2 separate regions of the Homo sapiens genome follow, and region 2 is linked to region 1. A link is an interaction called in ENCODE POLR2A ChIA-PET data of the cell type or tissue named here. Cell type or tissue: PC-3. All regions are shown on one strand. Links, peaks and the distances in the headings refer to the core of each region. The heading gives the core; the rest is flanking DNA.

Region 1 (8,026 bases), core at 2,174-6,173:
AGAAGCCCGGAGTGATGCATCACTATATCAAATAAAGCACTTTGGATCAATGAGAAGATTCCCTTGTCTTGAAACCTTGGAATGAATGTACAGGTGTGCTAGATGACAGCAAAGAAAATGCCATTTGAAAGCATTGGAAGGAAGGAGAGTTGTCTAAGAAGTGGTGGGATAGGGACAACACTGGATGGTGGGAAGCATCTAGGAAGGAGGGTATTTCCGAAACTAAAAAAGGGCCAAGGCCAAGAAAATCACCTACAGTTCTATTCAGTGAAATGTGGGGAAATTAAATTAGGGTTAACAAATATCTGAGAAGGTCTGCATCTGTGACCTTGGGCAAATAGTTTCCTTCTCTGGGTTTCCATCTGTAAAATGCAGGAACAGAATGGAGGCTTCTTCCAGCACTAGCATGCCAGGATGGAAGGTAGAAGAAAAGGCCTTTGAAGCCAACATAATTACTCCTCTGTCCAGAGAAATATAAACAACAATAACTCCAACAGCCTTCAGCTCTGCTTTTGAATGAGTTCTTTGCTTCTGCCTGAGAGGTAAAGTAGTTCATTCCTTGGGGAAAAGTTGAATGTGGAATGCTAGGCCATGCCCTTCTCACTTTGGTTTCATTATGTTATTTCGAATTATTAATACAAAGAACATTCAATGTAAGTTAACAAGGCTTTACTGAGTACCATGTATCCAGGCCTGCAGTTGGTCCTCTAGGGTAGATGAAGAAAGAGTGTGGGACAAGTTCAGGGTCTTCAATTCCCTTAATCTCCCTTAACAGAGGTTTGCATGTCCCATTTCAAAAGCCAAGCACAAAATCAGCAAAAATGAGGCTAATTGTTTAAATACATCTTACTTCTCTGTATTTACATAAGCAATTGAATTGAATGAAATTTGCTAATTTTGATGCTCTTACTAATACATACTGCATATGTGTTTCGTATCTTTGTTGTGTATGTCTATGAGAAGCCTCACTTTGGCATTTATAGGGTGTGCATTGGCTTGATTCTAGTCAGATGCCTCTGGGTGAAACAGAAATAAAAGTCAATCAACAAACTTTTGACTTTTCAAGCAAACACATGCTTATACATTTTGAAGTTCCACTGAAGTGCAATCTCTGTATGACGTGAAAGCAAACTAAATGAATCATTTTGTGGAAACTACTCTAATTCCTGAGTATGCACATTGGTTAATATTTTTGCATATCTCTGGAACACCAATGCTGCTTCATATTAATTACTGGCAATGTACTATTATTCTTTAATGAGTACTTATTTTTTGATACCAAGTAGATGATCAATTATGACACCTTCCTCAGACTCTTGTCTTCCTTTGAGGTTTTCTAAAACCAATCAATCAATTTGTTGTAAATGGCAATCACATCCAAAATATGCCTTGGGTACAAAACAGAACTTTTCAAGAAGTTAAGATGATCCAAATGAGGTTTTTCCAATGCAAATTATCGTCATGACCACCTGAAAGTACTTTTCTTAAATGTTCTCTATAAATACTCCTGTGTACTTTCAATTACATGTATGTAAACACGTAAGGATGATATAAACCATGATTCCAGTTACATATTTCTAAGCACCAAGAATGAGGCACCAAGAATTAAGGTGCATTATTCTTACTTAAGAACTAATGTACTATAATATACCATATTGCTATGTTTTTCTTCCAATACCCCAAAGCACTATTTTTGGAACTTGGGTGTTCAGAATTGAGCTGATTATTATATTCTTCGGTTCATGAAATGTCAAAGCACTTTTATTCTGCTGCCCGTATGGTGAACACAGTAAGAAAAGAGAGGCAGGTATTTAGGGTGACCAACTATCCTAGTTTTCCCCAGGACTGAGAGGCTTTTGGGACATAGCACTTGCCATGGGAGTGGCCAAGGCAAATAAGGGACAAGTTGGCCATCCTGCAGGTATTATCATTCCCGTTTATAATTGGAGAAACAAACGTACAGAGAAGCAGAATGTGTTGCCCAGCTTACCCAGGAAGTGAGAAGCAGATGTGGGACTGAGTCCTATGTGTTCTAACGACAGCCAGTTCACAACTACACAGATCAGTACTACTTCTTCTGCACCTTACTTTCTCCTTGAACTTTAAGAAAACCCACGTTGTCTTTGCCTTTTTGTGTGCTACCCTTCCAAAAGTGCTAGGTTGAATACCATGGGCAGTACTGAATGGGGCCCTTTGTCTATGCTGCAAATTACTCAGGAGAAACAACATTGCCACTTTGTGTTTTAGAGAGAGGAATGAGACGTTATAATTATCACAGCGCTCTAAAGCAGAGGAAGCACTAGTACAAGTTCTGTCTACCCACCAATTATCTGTTAAGACCACTAAGATATCTGGTCTTGACTGGGCCAGATGTATAATTTCATGAAACAAATCAACCTAAATGAACCTCAGGAAAAATGGCCAGGTAACCACCTTTTGAACCACTATACGCTGACAGCTAACATTTACTGAAGGCTTACAGTGTGCTGGGCGCTGTGCTTAGAGCTTTATAGGGATTAATTCAATTAAGGCTCACAACAATAATTCCATGAATTTGCAATTATTGTTCCCATTTCACATGTAAGAAAAAGGAGGCTGAGAGAGGTTAAGTAATTCACCAAAGCCCACACAGCTGATACAGGTTGGAACTTGGATTTAACCCCAAGCAGTCTGACTCCAAAACAAGTGCTTTTAGCCACCCAGTACATCACTTTTAATAAAAACAACCAAACAATGTTTAATCTGTCCAAACAGTGTTCTGACTTCCAATCACTGAGGCAGTTTATTAGGGTAGATCCAAAACTAGCTAGACTGCAAATTACTGTGAAGCAAAGCAGGTATGTCTGTCTACCTGTTTAGGTCAAAAGGTATGAGGCTTTCTGGTCATAGGCATTAAAGGATCTGAAGGGAGAAATTTTAATCTGTTGATTAATTTAGGAGATTAACTGCCCTGCCAAGCTGCTGTCATGTCTTCAGTACCTCTATTTCCTTCTCTGAAAAATGTAAATAATACATCCTGAGCTTCTATAAGAAATGACGGTGTAAAACAACAGAAAGCACTAAGCAAACTGTAAAGTGCTTTAAAACAATTATTTCATATGTTAAGCAGCTTACAAAATAGCAATTTCTTCAAATGCCCTTGCAAAGCAAATGAGACACAGCTGCTAAAATGCTCTGCAAAGAGGCGGAAATCCAGCTCTTTAAAATGTCCAAGGGGAAAACGCACACTGTAAAATTACTCCAAAGATGAATTTTACAAGAAGGATGGAAGTGTCATCAAGTTTTTCCATGGTTAATTCTAAAAGAGTGCCAGCATCGAAAAGATAAAAAAAGGCAGTTCTTCAACAGAAACCTGGGAAAATATTCTTCAATGACGTTGCATAATAGAAATAGGAATTAAACTTACCTGAGGAGCAGAAGCGAGGAAGCCAAGTTTATGAGTTCTTCTCAATTTTGTCCAAAGACAAGTCTGTTGGGAATAAAAAATATTAAGAGAACTTAAAAAAGGAAAAAGGAAAAGGGAAAAAAAAAGGAAAGTCAAGAAGGATGAGCTGTCGTGGAATGCTGTGAAGTTTGAGAGTGACTCAGCACTAGCTAAGGGGCAGCAACAATTAAATGAGTTTGTTGAAAGAACCCTAATAAAACTCAGCATTCCCTGTAATCTCAGAACAAGGTTGCACCACTAAAGAAAATGTTAAACTGTGCATTAGGGGGGCTGTGGTTTCATGAAGTTGGTTGGGGGTGGGGGAACTCAGGGCTGAGTCACTGGCTCCTTGGAGGCAGCACCATTGGGTCTCTGCCCTCTTGCCTGTTTCTCTCCCTCTCTCCAGGGAGTTCAGTTCCTCTACAATTAGCCAAAAGAAGCAAGTGAGCTGGCCATTGAACGATGACAAATTGTGATTCACTTGTAGCATAAATTATAAAATACATACACTGTATAAATAAGTCCTGAGATGGAGAGGGGAAAAGAACTTCTGCCACATCTGGGCCCACGAGAATCATGAGTGCAGGTGCCTGTTTCTAGATGGAAGAGCAACTAGGTTATCCAAAATGGATGCTGAGCAGATTTTTAAAATTCTCTGGGAAAAAGAAGATCACAATTCCTCCTAGTAACTAATTTATATCTTTAGTTACTCTTTCTAGCCATTAAGCCCCATGCTAAAACTACCCTAAATCTCTCCTGTTCTAAACTGGCCTTGGTGGTTGCGGGTGGGCAAATTGTTTTTTCATTATTGAAAAATATAAATCCTTCATATATTTGCACAGAGTTATTCTTATACTAAGCTCAGAATGGAAACCAGGCAGTTCTCCTCTCCCTTCCAGAATGAGAATTCTCCACCTCTCCATCCAAGTTACAGAAAGAAAGAAACATTTTGAGGCTCTGGCATCATGTTTTCCTGTTTTCATGGGGTCAGCTATAGACTCAGTGAAGAGTTTACATGTTCACGTCTTTAAAAAAACACTCAAAGGGTTAAAAACTGGAGGTTTGACATTTCCATAATAAGTGTTCTAAATGCTTGTATTGATATATATTTTGTTCTAGAATAAACTCAGGTACAAAATATAATATTTGTAAGTTGTTCTGCCAGCCAAACTGTTCTCCTTCATTTATAAATGAAGTTGCTAAGTGTTCAACAACTGATTGCCATAAATGAATGGGGTATGACATCCTTCCAAGTCTCCAAAGAGTTGCTACAACTTGGTTTTCCCCTTGGGAGAAAAAAAAAGTTATTGTTCTAATTGATTTTTTCTGTTCTGAATAGAAAAAAATAAATTAGATCCTTCCTTCCTTCCTTCCTCCCTCCCTCCTTCTTTCCTTCTTTCTTTCTTTTCTTTCTTTCTTTCTCTTTCTTTTTTCTTTTCTTTTTTTTCTTTCTGTTTTCCTATTTCTGCATTCCTACAGGAAGAGAGAAGGAATATTGTGCTTTTCATCAACCACAGCAAGAGTCATTTGAGTTTGAAACACAGCTAGTTTTTAAGGAAACTATACCATGGTCTTCTGGAATGGGAAAAGCTTTTTCTTTCAAGGGACAAAAGGTGAGATTTTCTTTTTGTCTTCAGCCTTTACCAGTACAAAAGAGTGAACCATCTCTACATACATGTTCAGAGGCAAATCCGATGACTAATTGCAGAGTAAGCAAATTTCTTGATTCTGATCAAACCAGCAACATGCATTTGAATTTAGGTTGGATTTAGATGAGCAAGTCAATAACTTAGAATAGTGAAGACTGAGGACTTAGGAATCAAATCCCATGGTGACCTTGGTAAGGATTTTGCTCTTTTATGGACAGCTTAGTAGATAAGGTCAGTCTTTTAATTTACTTAACAAATTGCAGACAGCTCTCCCATTGTAGCATTTAATCATTTCCTCCCAACTCAATTTCCTCATTCATACAATTGGGTTAATACAACTTACTCTGCAGGGCTATCATAAGGACTAAATACAATGTGTATCTAACATGCTTACTACAGTACCTGGCACATAAAAGCTGGACGAATTGTTTCTTTCAATTCATTCTTTAAATTCATGCTTGATAAACTGATGCTGGCTATAGTAATCTTCTGTCACCCCCCACCCACAACACACACATACAAACCACACACACACACAGCAGCTAACTAAGAACAGCGCCCTAATTTTGTCAATTTTATGGAATTTTTCTTAAGGAATCCCATCACCATCTTATACCTACTACAGTAATGTATTAGTCACTTACCATGGGCCATGCATTGCCCTAAGTTACTTTACATGGACAATATCACTTCATTTCCCCTACAACCCTATGAGCTCAATACTATGGTTATTCCCCTTTTGCTTCAAATTCACTTGATCACTAATATGAAAGAATCTTAAAAAGTATTTTTAAAACATCTATCTTATACGTTTTATTATTACAATGGACTGAATATAAGTGCCCCTCCAATATTTATATCTTGAAATCCTAACCCCCAATGTGACGGTATTAGGAGGTGGGGCTTTTGGGGAAAAATTAGGTTATGAGGGTGGAGCCCTCATGAATGGCATTAGTGTCCTTATAAAAGGGACTGCAGAGAGTTCTCTTTCCACCATGTGAGGATACAACAAAAAGTTGGCAGTGTATAACTCAGGAGAGGAACCTGCACAACCAGGCGGGTACTCTGATATTGAACCTACAGACTCCAGAAATGTCAGAAATAAGTTCCTGTTGTTTATAAGCCACCCAGTTTATACTATTTTGTTATAGCAGCCCAAACTAAGATCATTACAATTGCAAAACATTTATGAAATAGCTTACTGAGTTGTGTTTTGTAAATTTTGTTCAAGCAAAGCACTAAAATATAGTTTTTAACCTCCAAAAAGTGACTTTTTTTTATACCAGAGAAGAAACAGAATTTAGATTAAAGGGTCCACTATGTCTTTTTAAAAAATCATATAGGTGCTTCCTATCTCTGATTTAAGTTTATGTACTTATTATAAATAAGAATAGTGGAAGCTCCTGTTTATATCTGTTTAAGATTTGCAGCCAATATCTACAAAGTACCAAATTGACAACACTGATAAGATGATGGGGGCCAATCATCTTGTTGAAATGAAGAGAAAGAGATGGCTAAAGATTTTTCATAGAAATTACTCCACCCACATACAACATCTAAAAAAGTTACATTTATGCACATTTAATTGGCAAATAGAAAAATTTATATATAAATATCCCTATTTTTGAATAAATCTGAAGGTTAATGAAGCAATGAAGAATGCCTGTGCTTAATACAGAGACATTCACCAGGAAAAGAAGTGTCCCTAGTTGAAAAGATATTAGATCCCTATTCTAAAATCTCAATTGCTTCATGCAGAAAAACTCCTAAAATAGAACATTTATGGCATACTTTTTGTATTATGTTTGGCTGTGTTTTATTTTTTGAATAAATACTTATAGAGGCATATACCTGGGCTTCATTTTCTTTTGAACAATTTTTGAGATTGTGTGAGATAATGTTTCCTACTTCATGGAGAAACTAGGTGATAAAAAGGAATTTTACAGAGGGCCTTACTGCTATATCTACTTCATCCCCAAGCAGCATTACTACCCTAAATATGCCTGTTACTATGGATGGAAATAATCTATATTCTCTTTGAAGCCAAATCTTCCACTTGGACATTAGATACTATCACTGTTTTCTGACTCAACAAAATTGCTTAAGGAATTCTTGCTATCTTTCCTAAAACATGAATCTCTCTCTCTCTACTGGACCATTTCCATCAGCACATAACCATATTGTAATTTCTCCTAATCAAAAACAGCAGCAATAACAAACCCCTTAGGTTGACCTCACTTTCCCCAGGTGTTTTCATCCAATTTCTTTACTTCCCTTTGCAGGAACCTCAAGAGTTGGATTTCCTCACTGTTTCAAGTTCCTCTCCTACCATTCCCCATTAAGCTACTTAAACCAGGCTTTAACTGTCACAACTCTACCAAATTATGTTCTTGTTCAGGTCACCAGTGTTGCTCAGTTGGAAAATTCAATGAGTGACTTTCAGTATTCATCATACTGGATCTATCAGCAATATTTGTCACTACTTTTGACTCCCCTCTACTTGATGCACTTCATTCTCTTGGTTTTTAGGACACCACAACCTCCTAGTTTTTCTTCTGCCTTGATAGTCACACCTCAGTCTCCACTTATAATTCTGAGGACCCCCAGAGCTGAGTCCCAGTCTTCTCTACTTTATTTATACACACTCACTTGATAATATCACTCAGCCTCACAGTTTGTAATCCCAACATGTTGGTGACTCCTAGGTCTCCATCTTTGGCTGGGGGAAGTTGACATTCTGGTTAGCTCCAAATATGCATGATCAACAACCAACTTGACATCTATAATTTGGTGTCTAATAGTCATTTCAATACCAGTATGTCCAAAACCTAAAACCCAATATTCCTCACAAACTGGCTCTTCCTATAGCCATCTCAGTCAATAGCATCTCAATCCATATCTCAACCCATAGCTATATTTCTAGTTGCTCAAGCCAAAACTTTGCTTTCTTTTC
Region 2 (8,026 bases), core at 2,664-6,663, 1.3 Mb after region 1:
AGCCCCAGAAAGGAAAACTGTGTAAAGGCCTCAGGAAGAGCTTTCTGCTGGGGAAGTCAGTTTCATGTAGTAAGGCCTTGTGTGGCAGGCAGAAAACTTTGGACTGTATTCTATGACATTATAGGAAGACTTCAAGAGACTGTAACTTGGGAAGAGACTTGACTAGAGCTGTTTTAGAAGATAACAGGGGTGGGCCATGCCTGTAATCCCAGCACTTTGGGAGGCCAAGGTGGGAGGGTCGCTTGAGCCGAGGAGCTCAAGACCAGCCTGGGCAACAAAGGGAGACCCCATTTCTAAAAAAAAAAAAAAAATTTAGCTGGGTGTGGTGGTGCACACCTGTGGTCCCAGCTACTCGGCAGGCTGGGGTGGAAGGATTGCTTGAGCCTGGGAGTTGAAGACTGCAGTGAGCCATGTTCATGCCACTGCACCCCAGCCTGGGAGACAGAGCTAGCAAGACTTGGCCTCTAAAATAGTAATAATGATAATAATAATAATAACATCTAGGCACATTAGCATGCTGGGGCCAGCTGGCATCCACTTGTAGACGCCGATTGTGCATATCATTTCCCAATGCCAATTTCACCGATAGCAGAAATCAATCATGGTGGGAGTATACATGGCAGAAATTGGCAAATAATATAAATCAGCCCCCTCCACCAATCTAGTTGTTAAACATTTGTCAGCACAGATAAAGGACCGTTTCAATAGAGTGGGATGTCAGTAGTTTTCAAACCTGAGATGCCTGTTAAAACTCCTTCAGGCTCCAACCCAGGCCCCCTGAATCAGAATCCAGGATCAATGAGGGAATGGGAACCTTTTTCTTTTCTTAAAAAGTTTCCAGGTGATTCTTATGCAGCCAAGGTGGTACTGATATTTGGACTAGAGCAAGGATAATAGGAATAGAGAGGAGAGGATGGATATAAAAGATGTTTCAAAGGTGGGAGCTAATATAACTCAGTGATAGATCGAAGGTAGGGAGTGGAGGAGAGAGAACTGCTGGAACTATTTCTGTGTTTCCTTGTTTGTACAGCTAAGTGGAGGGATGGTGATGCAGGTGACTGAGCTAAGGAAGGCAGATGGAAGTTGTTGGGGAGAAGTGAGGGTGTGGGAGGCGGGAAGGGGTAGTTTTGGACAGGCTGTGCGATGAGCCTAGGGAGGTAGGGTTTTGGTGACATCCTGTAAACAGCTGGATATGGGGGACCGGAGCTTGGTGGAACACTAGGAGTTTTAGATACAGGTTTGGGAGTGAACATGTGGCTTTTTGTCCGAGCCATGGATATGGATGGCATTGCTGGAGGAGAATGTGTCATGTGAGAAGAGAAAGAGACTCTGGATGGAACTCTAGGGGCAACTTTTCAGAGGTTGGTAGGGGAAGAGAAGCCAAGTAGAGATCAAGCAAAGAGCGGTATGTATGTTGAAAGCCCAAGTCGATGGCTCCTTAGAGAGAGGAGTTCCTTTAGGTGTTTTCGCATTTCCAGAAGCCTAACAGAAACCACACGTACATTTTTCTGTAACAAGACAACCTAAAACATTCCTTTGTTTGGCTTGAATTCTATCAATCCAGTGTGGTAAGACATGTCCTTGGAGGCTGACCTGAAGCTCTGAATGGTAGTTGTGTGTCTTTCATTAGAAACACACTTGGGGCGTGGTGTGGTGGCTCATGCCTGTAATCCCAGCACTTTGGGAGGCAGAGGCAGGCGGATCACCTGAGGTCAGGAGTTTGAGACCAGCCTGGCCAACATGGTGAAACCCCATCTCTACTAAAAAAAATACAAAATTAGCCGGGTGTGGTGGTGCATACCTGTAATCCCAGCTACTAGGGAGACTGAGGCAGGAGAATCACTTGAACCCGGGAGGCGGAGGTTGCAGTAAGCTGAGATCACACCACTGTACTCCAGCCTGGGCAACAAGAGTGAAACTCCATCTCGAAAGAAAAAAAAAAAAAAGAAACACACTTAGGAATATTGTTTGAGGGTTCTTGGTGGAGAGGAAGTTGGGACATTGTAGGAAACAGAAGTGAAAGCTCTCTGTGTGTACTGGCCTGACTCTGTGAGAGGAAATGGATGGAGAAAATACTCGAACTCCTCATTAAACTGGAGCAGTTTAGTTAAAGGGCTCAAGATCATACTGATTGTTGAAAATAAAGATTTGGGCTGGGCATGGTGGCTCACGCCTGTGATCCCAGCACTTTGTGGGGCCTACGCGGGCGGATCACTTGAGGTCAGGAGTTCAAGACCAGCCTGGCCAACATGGTGAAACCCCATTTCTGCTAAAAATACAAAAATTAGCTGGGAGTGGTGGTGGACGCCTGTTATATCAGCTACTTGGGAGGCTGAGGCAGGAGAATGGCTTTAACCTGGGAGGTGGAGGTTGCAGTGAGCCAGGATTACAGCACTGCACTCCAGCGTGGGTGACAGAGTGAGACTCTGTCAAGGAAGGAAGGAAGGAAAAGAAAGAAAGAGAGAGAGAGAAAGAGAAAGAAAGAAAGAAAGAAGGAAGGAAGGAAGGAAAGAAGGAAGGAAGGAAAAAGAAAGAGAGAGAGAAAGAAAGAAAAAGAAAGAAAGGAAGAAAGAAAGAGAAAAAGAAAGAAAGGAAGAAAGAAAGAAAGAGAAAGAAAGAAAGAAAGAAAAGAAAGAAAGAAAGAAAAAGAAAGAAAGAAAAAGATTGACTGACTGATTTGGGCATAAAATGGATTCTGGCTTGCCCTGGGCTTAAGAACTTTCTGCAGCTTTTCAGCACTGACTTCTTTCTCCAACATGGATACTCTGCATTGGGAAGCAAGAGATTTTCCACAGGCAGGAAGGGGACCCAGGGAGTAGGGGTGGGGGAAAGTGAGGGGATGGTGCGTGTGTGGAGAGTGGAGGGAGGCTGGCCTTGAGGCTGGTCCAGGGTTTTGACCAATTCTTACAAACTTCAAGTTCTGGGAAGCAACTTGGTTGACCACATTACCTTCTGAGTAAAGGTTTAGTAAGGGATCTGGTTAATTTGTATTTATTCTCTTGAGAGAGCTGAAGATTTCACTGTGAAGTTAAGTAGTGATTGAGGCCAAGGAAGCTAGTAGGATGTGGGAAACTAGAAAAAGGTGGTGTGCTCCTTTACCTAAGAGCAAGTGAAGAGAGTTAAAGCTGACAGTTTCTCCTTGCCCCTTTTCTCAGAACCCATTTGAGGAATATAATGGGGTAAGTATAATTATTTTAATTATGTGTGGTGATAGGCCTAGAATTTTATTGTAGGTGAGGGATCATTTACCCTTTGTGAAAAAGGATAAAGAATATTTATTTATTTTTCCTAGCCAGAGCTTCATGATCTGTATTCACGAGAGCTAAGGATTGGCATGAAAAGTTAAAGCTTATAGATAGGCTGGGTGTGGTGGCTTTCGCCTGTAATCCCAGCACTTTGGGAGGCCGAGGTGGGAGGATTGCTTGCACCTAGGAGTTTAAGATCAGCCTGGGCAACATAGGGAGACCCTGTCTCAATTTTTTAAAAAATTAATACTCATAGATAATTCAGAAAGAAACAAACAAAAACGTTGTAGCCTTGGTTTTCAACACCTTTTTTTTTTTTTTTTTTTTTTACTGACTTTCACTGGTTGTGCCTAAATGGAGAGCCATATTCTTTCCTGCCCACCTTCTCATGGAGGCGCTGTCAGGCTTGAGATGCAGCTTCCTCATGTTGGATAACTGAGAATTGGACCACAACTTTGACACGGGGGCAGGAAAGAGGAGCCCTGGCATTAGGAAGATTCTGGCGGGTTTTGTTACAGTGGCTTCTTTATGGGGAAGGTCCACATATGTCTAATTCAAGTCGGCATCGCCAGATGTCTGGAACCAATGCCTAAAACATAGTTGGTGGAAACATGGATGGATGAATGACATATCAGGAGTGGTGGGTTCCCTGAGGTCACGGGCCATGCCTTACACATCCAGCACGGCCTAGCAGGGTCCTTCCTTCCTTCCTTCTTTTTCTTTCTTTTCTTTTCCCTCCCTCCCTCCCTCCCTCCCTTCCTTCCTTCCTTCCTTTCTTTCTTTCCTTTTTTGTTTTTGATGGAGTCTCGTTCTGTCGCCAAGCTGGAGTGAAGTGGCGCAGTCTGAGTTCACTGCAACCTCTGCCTCCCGGGTTCAGGCGATTCTCCTGCCTCAGCCTCCCGAGTAGCTGGGATTACAGGCATGCCCACCACACTCAGCTATTTTTTTGTATTTTTAGTAGAGACAGGGTTTCACCACGTTGGCCAGGATGGTCTTAATCTCTTGACCTCGTGATCCACCCGCCTTGGCCTCCCAAAGTGCTGGGATTACAGGTGTGAGTCACCGCACCCAGCCTCAGGGTACTTTCAACATAGATGTTCAAAAAGTATGCACAAGGAAGGAAGGTGCAATCTGTGCTGATTTGAGAGTACTCAGCAAGGCGTCTTTCTGGGCAGACCAGTGAGTACTCAGTGGAAGTGGAGACTTTTACAAATACATCAAGGGAGGATAGGGCTAGATATTTGCACATTCATCAGATATGTATTATACACCTAATATGTGCTAGGCACTGTGGGTGGAAAAAAATGACACAATGGGACCATCGCTCTCAAATAATTTATAGTATGGTAGAAGGTTTAGGGAAATGAATCATTAATCGCTGCATCCCAAGGAGTATGATAATTGTTATGATAAAGGTTAGTGCAGGCCAGGTGCGGTAGCTCACGCCTGTAATCCTGGCACTTCGGGAGGCTGAGGCAGGTGGATTCCTTGAGTCCAGGAGTTCAAGACCAGCCTGGGCAAGATGGTGAGACCTTATCTTTACAAAAAATACAAAAATCAGCCCGGTGTGATGGTGGCACAACTGTATAGTCCCAGCTACTCAGGAGGCCGAGGTGGGAGGATTGCTTGAGCCCGGGAGGCAGAGGTTGCAGTGAGCCAAGATCCTGCCACTGCATCCAGCCAGGGTGACAGATTGAGACCCTGTATCAAAAAAAAAAAAAAAAAAAAGTAGTGCAGGGTGATATAGGACCATAATGTGGGTGGTGGTCACCAAGGAAGATTTACTACTTTTGAAGAATAATAGTAGCTATAATATTGTGTGTCTACTCATCTCTCCAAGTATGTGTGGGTGTTTATTTAATTCTCCCAAAACCCCAAGAACATAGATGCTATTGTCACCCCCATTTTATAGAGGTTGGACATCAGCAGCGTAGGTGGAAGAGTCGACTTGAACTCAGGCAGTCCAAAGCTGGGACAAAGAAGGGTGAGAGAAAAGGCTCTACCAGGCCAGTAGAAAGGCAAATTAAAAGGCAGAGGCAAGTAGAAGGGCTGGAGTGGAGAGCGGAGGTGACGTGAGGGAGCTGGGTAGAGAGGCAATAGCCAGGTTATGAGGCTGTTACTGCTCAGATAAGGAGTTGGAACTTGCTCGGAAATCATGGGAAGGCTAAAGGATTTTAAGCCAGGAAGAGACATGATTAAATCTGTGTTTCTGTAAGACCATTGTTTCAGTGTCAGGATAGACTGGAGTGGGGCCAGAGTGGCAATGGGGAGGGCAGTGAAGAGCCTATTAAAGTAATCTGGGTGAGGAGTGATGAGAGCTTGGTTTCAGACAGAGGCCGTCGGAGTGATGAATGGAAGGCGGATGGATTCGAGAGTCACTAAAGAAGTAAGGTCTGTAGGACTTGGTGTCAAACTGATGTGGGGTTGCATTTCTAGTTCATATGAATCTTTACTTGTGGAGTATAAGGAGAGGAGAAAAAGATGGTGAATTCAGTGGTGGGAATGCTCAGTTTGAGACTCCTGTTGGACATTTAAGAGAGCTCTGTACCTCTGCAACTATACGATACTAAAAATAAGTATTATTTTTAATTTTTTTCTTGTCCTTTCCCTTTCTCTTTCTTTTCTTTCTTTCTTTCTTTTTTTCTTTCTTTCTCTTTCTTTCTTTCTTTCCTTCTTTCTTTCTCTTTCTTTCCTTCCTTCCTTCCTTCCTTCCTTCCTTCCTTCCTCTCTTTTTCTTCTTCCACCTGATGGCACAAGAAAAAAATAAACATTATTAACAGTTGTTGGGGATGTATTTATTTACTTGCCAAGCCTTCTGCTAAGTGCTGCATTTTTGTTGTTGTTGTTTAAATGACTTTATATTGAAATGTTACAACTCTGATGTAAATATGTATGGCATAGGAGGACAAAAAGGGAATGCGAGAAAATAACAAAGTATGGGGAAATAGAGTCATCTCTCTAATGACATAGATAAGGACACCCTAGATGAGCTTACTATGGTTCACACTGACTTTACTGGGTTCCACAAAGACCAGTCTACAGACCAGAGGTTCTCCATGATCAAGTCATATTCAGGACTCCTGCCCACATGCAAGAGTGAAATCAATTCCTCAAGGGCTTGCACACCCACACCACAGAAGACACTTAAAATATTATCTCCATATTATCTCCAACTCATCACACAAAACCATACAAAAGCTAACCATTTCTTATTTAGAAGACAGTTACTACTTACAAAACTGCCGAGAGCAGCTCATATTTTTTTTCTTTTATTTATTTTAAAAATAGAGTTTCACCATGATGTCCAGGCTGGACTTAAACACCAAGGCTCAAGTGATAACCCCACCTTGGCCTCCCAAAATACTAGGATTACAGGCATGAGCAACCATGCCCAGCCAACTCACATTTTTCTTTCTTTCTTTCTTTTTTTTTTTTTTTTTTTTTGAGGCGGGGTCTCACTCTGTCACCCAGGCTGGAGTGCAGTGGCACGATCTCGGCTTACTGCAACCTCCACCTTTCGGATTCAAGCAATTCTCCTGCCTCAGCCTCCCAAGTAAGAGAACACAAGAGCTTGGAACACAAAAAGTAAACTAGGAAGGGCTACCACGTTAAGTGCTGGATATTAATTAACTTGCTTAATCCTCACAACAGGTCTGTAAAGTTGCTTACATTTTGACAGATAAAAGGATGGGAATGTAGAGAGAGGTTAAGAAATTTGCTCTGAGTTGCTAAGAAAACAAGTGGCCAAGCTAGAACTCAAATCCTGGGTTTGATCCATACCAGTGCTGTCCAATAAAGTTTTCTGCAGTGATGAAAATGCTCTCTATCTGTACTGTCCACAATGAAGCCACGAGCCACATATGGATGTTGAGTACTTGAAATACTGGTGTGACTAAGGAACTGCATTTTTAATTAATTTAAATTTATGTAGCCGCATGTGACGAGTGACCACATCGTTCAGTTCTGTGCTCTGCTATCTTTGGGAGTTATCAGCATATTCATAATAATTGAAGCCTTGAGTGTGATAAGATCTCACAAAGAGATGAATTGCAGTAGATTTTAACCTCATATGGGCCCAGGCATATTTGAGAATCTGATGAAGGCTGTAAACTTCTCTCAGGAACATATAGTATTATTGCACATTATATTGATAACAATTTCAGAGGTCCACAAAACTTAGGTTTCCCTGATATAAAACAGGAAGAAGCAGGAACCCAATAGAATGTAAACTCCTTAAGAGCAGAGACCTCATCTGTGTTGTTTACTGCTCTATACCCAGTATCTAGATTCTAGAACAATGCTTAGTACATAGTTGATGCTTGGTAATTTTAAATGAGTGTCTGAATGAGTCCCGGGAAACATTTTAGGACCAAATAGAAGAAGAGCCCAAGAAACTTCCCCAGAAAAAGAAGTGAAAGTAGGACAAAACGCAAGAAACAGGGGAGAGTAATGCCAGAGAATGCAAGAAATATGCGTTTCAAGAAGGAGAATAGTCATCAATGTCAGACCTGCCTGGCTGGTCAAAGATTAAGATTTAACTATTGTCGTTGGTCTTGGTGTAACAGAGGTCCCTGCTGATAAAACCAAGGAGAGGTAGGCTTGGGGTGCACATTGCAATAGATTAATTCATAAAGCAGTGGTGAAGAAGTAGGGGCATTGAGTATAACATCCAGTGAACCTCAAATCCTGGTTGCCCCCCAGAATCATTTTTAAGCTTTTTAAAAATACGTATACCTGGACAGGTTCATACTCCGACTTCATACATTTGGAGAGGGGCCAAG

Evidence for each region. ChIA-PET counts read pairs that join two places held together with the same protein. Peaks named below come from ENCODE experiments on the same cell type or tissue, not always from the same donor. Only the 100,000 strongest peaks of a DNase experiment are listed, where the experiment ranks them.
Region 2: POLR2A ChIA-PET joins it to region 1 with 17 read pairs; 1 of 35 experiments calls an interaction of 5 or more read pairs at or near these places.

What each region holds. Positions count from the first base shown.
Region 1 is chr11:122,176,930-122,184,955 of GRCh38, forward strand. MIR100HG (mir-100-let-7a-2-mir-125b-1 cluster host gene) reads right to left here. Exons shown (of 5, transcript NR_137179.1): 3 at 3,407-3,469. Among named protein-coding and RNA genes, the nearest start is that of MIR100, 29 kb to the left of the region's middle. RefSeq lists an enhancer at 3,198-4,397. In PC-3, for the core only: no CTCF peak of the experiment used is centred there; a DNase peak (open chromatin) is centred at 3,742; H3K4me3 peaks cover 2,461 bases; H3K27ac peaks cover 4,000 bases.
Region 2 is chr11:123,463,843-123,471,868 of GRCh38, forward strand. The region is part of intron 1 of GRAMD1B (GRAM domain containing 1B); the gene reads left to right. Among named protein-coding and RNA genes, the nearest start is that of GRAMD1B, 38 kb to the left of the region's middle. In PC-3, for the core only: no CTCF peak of the experiment used is centred there; no DNase peak of the experiment used is centred there; H3K27ac peaks cover 3,404 bases.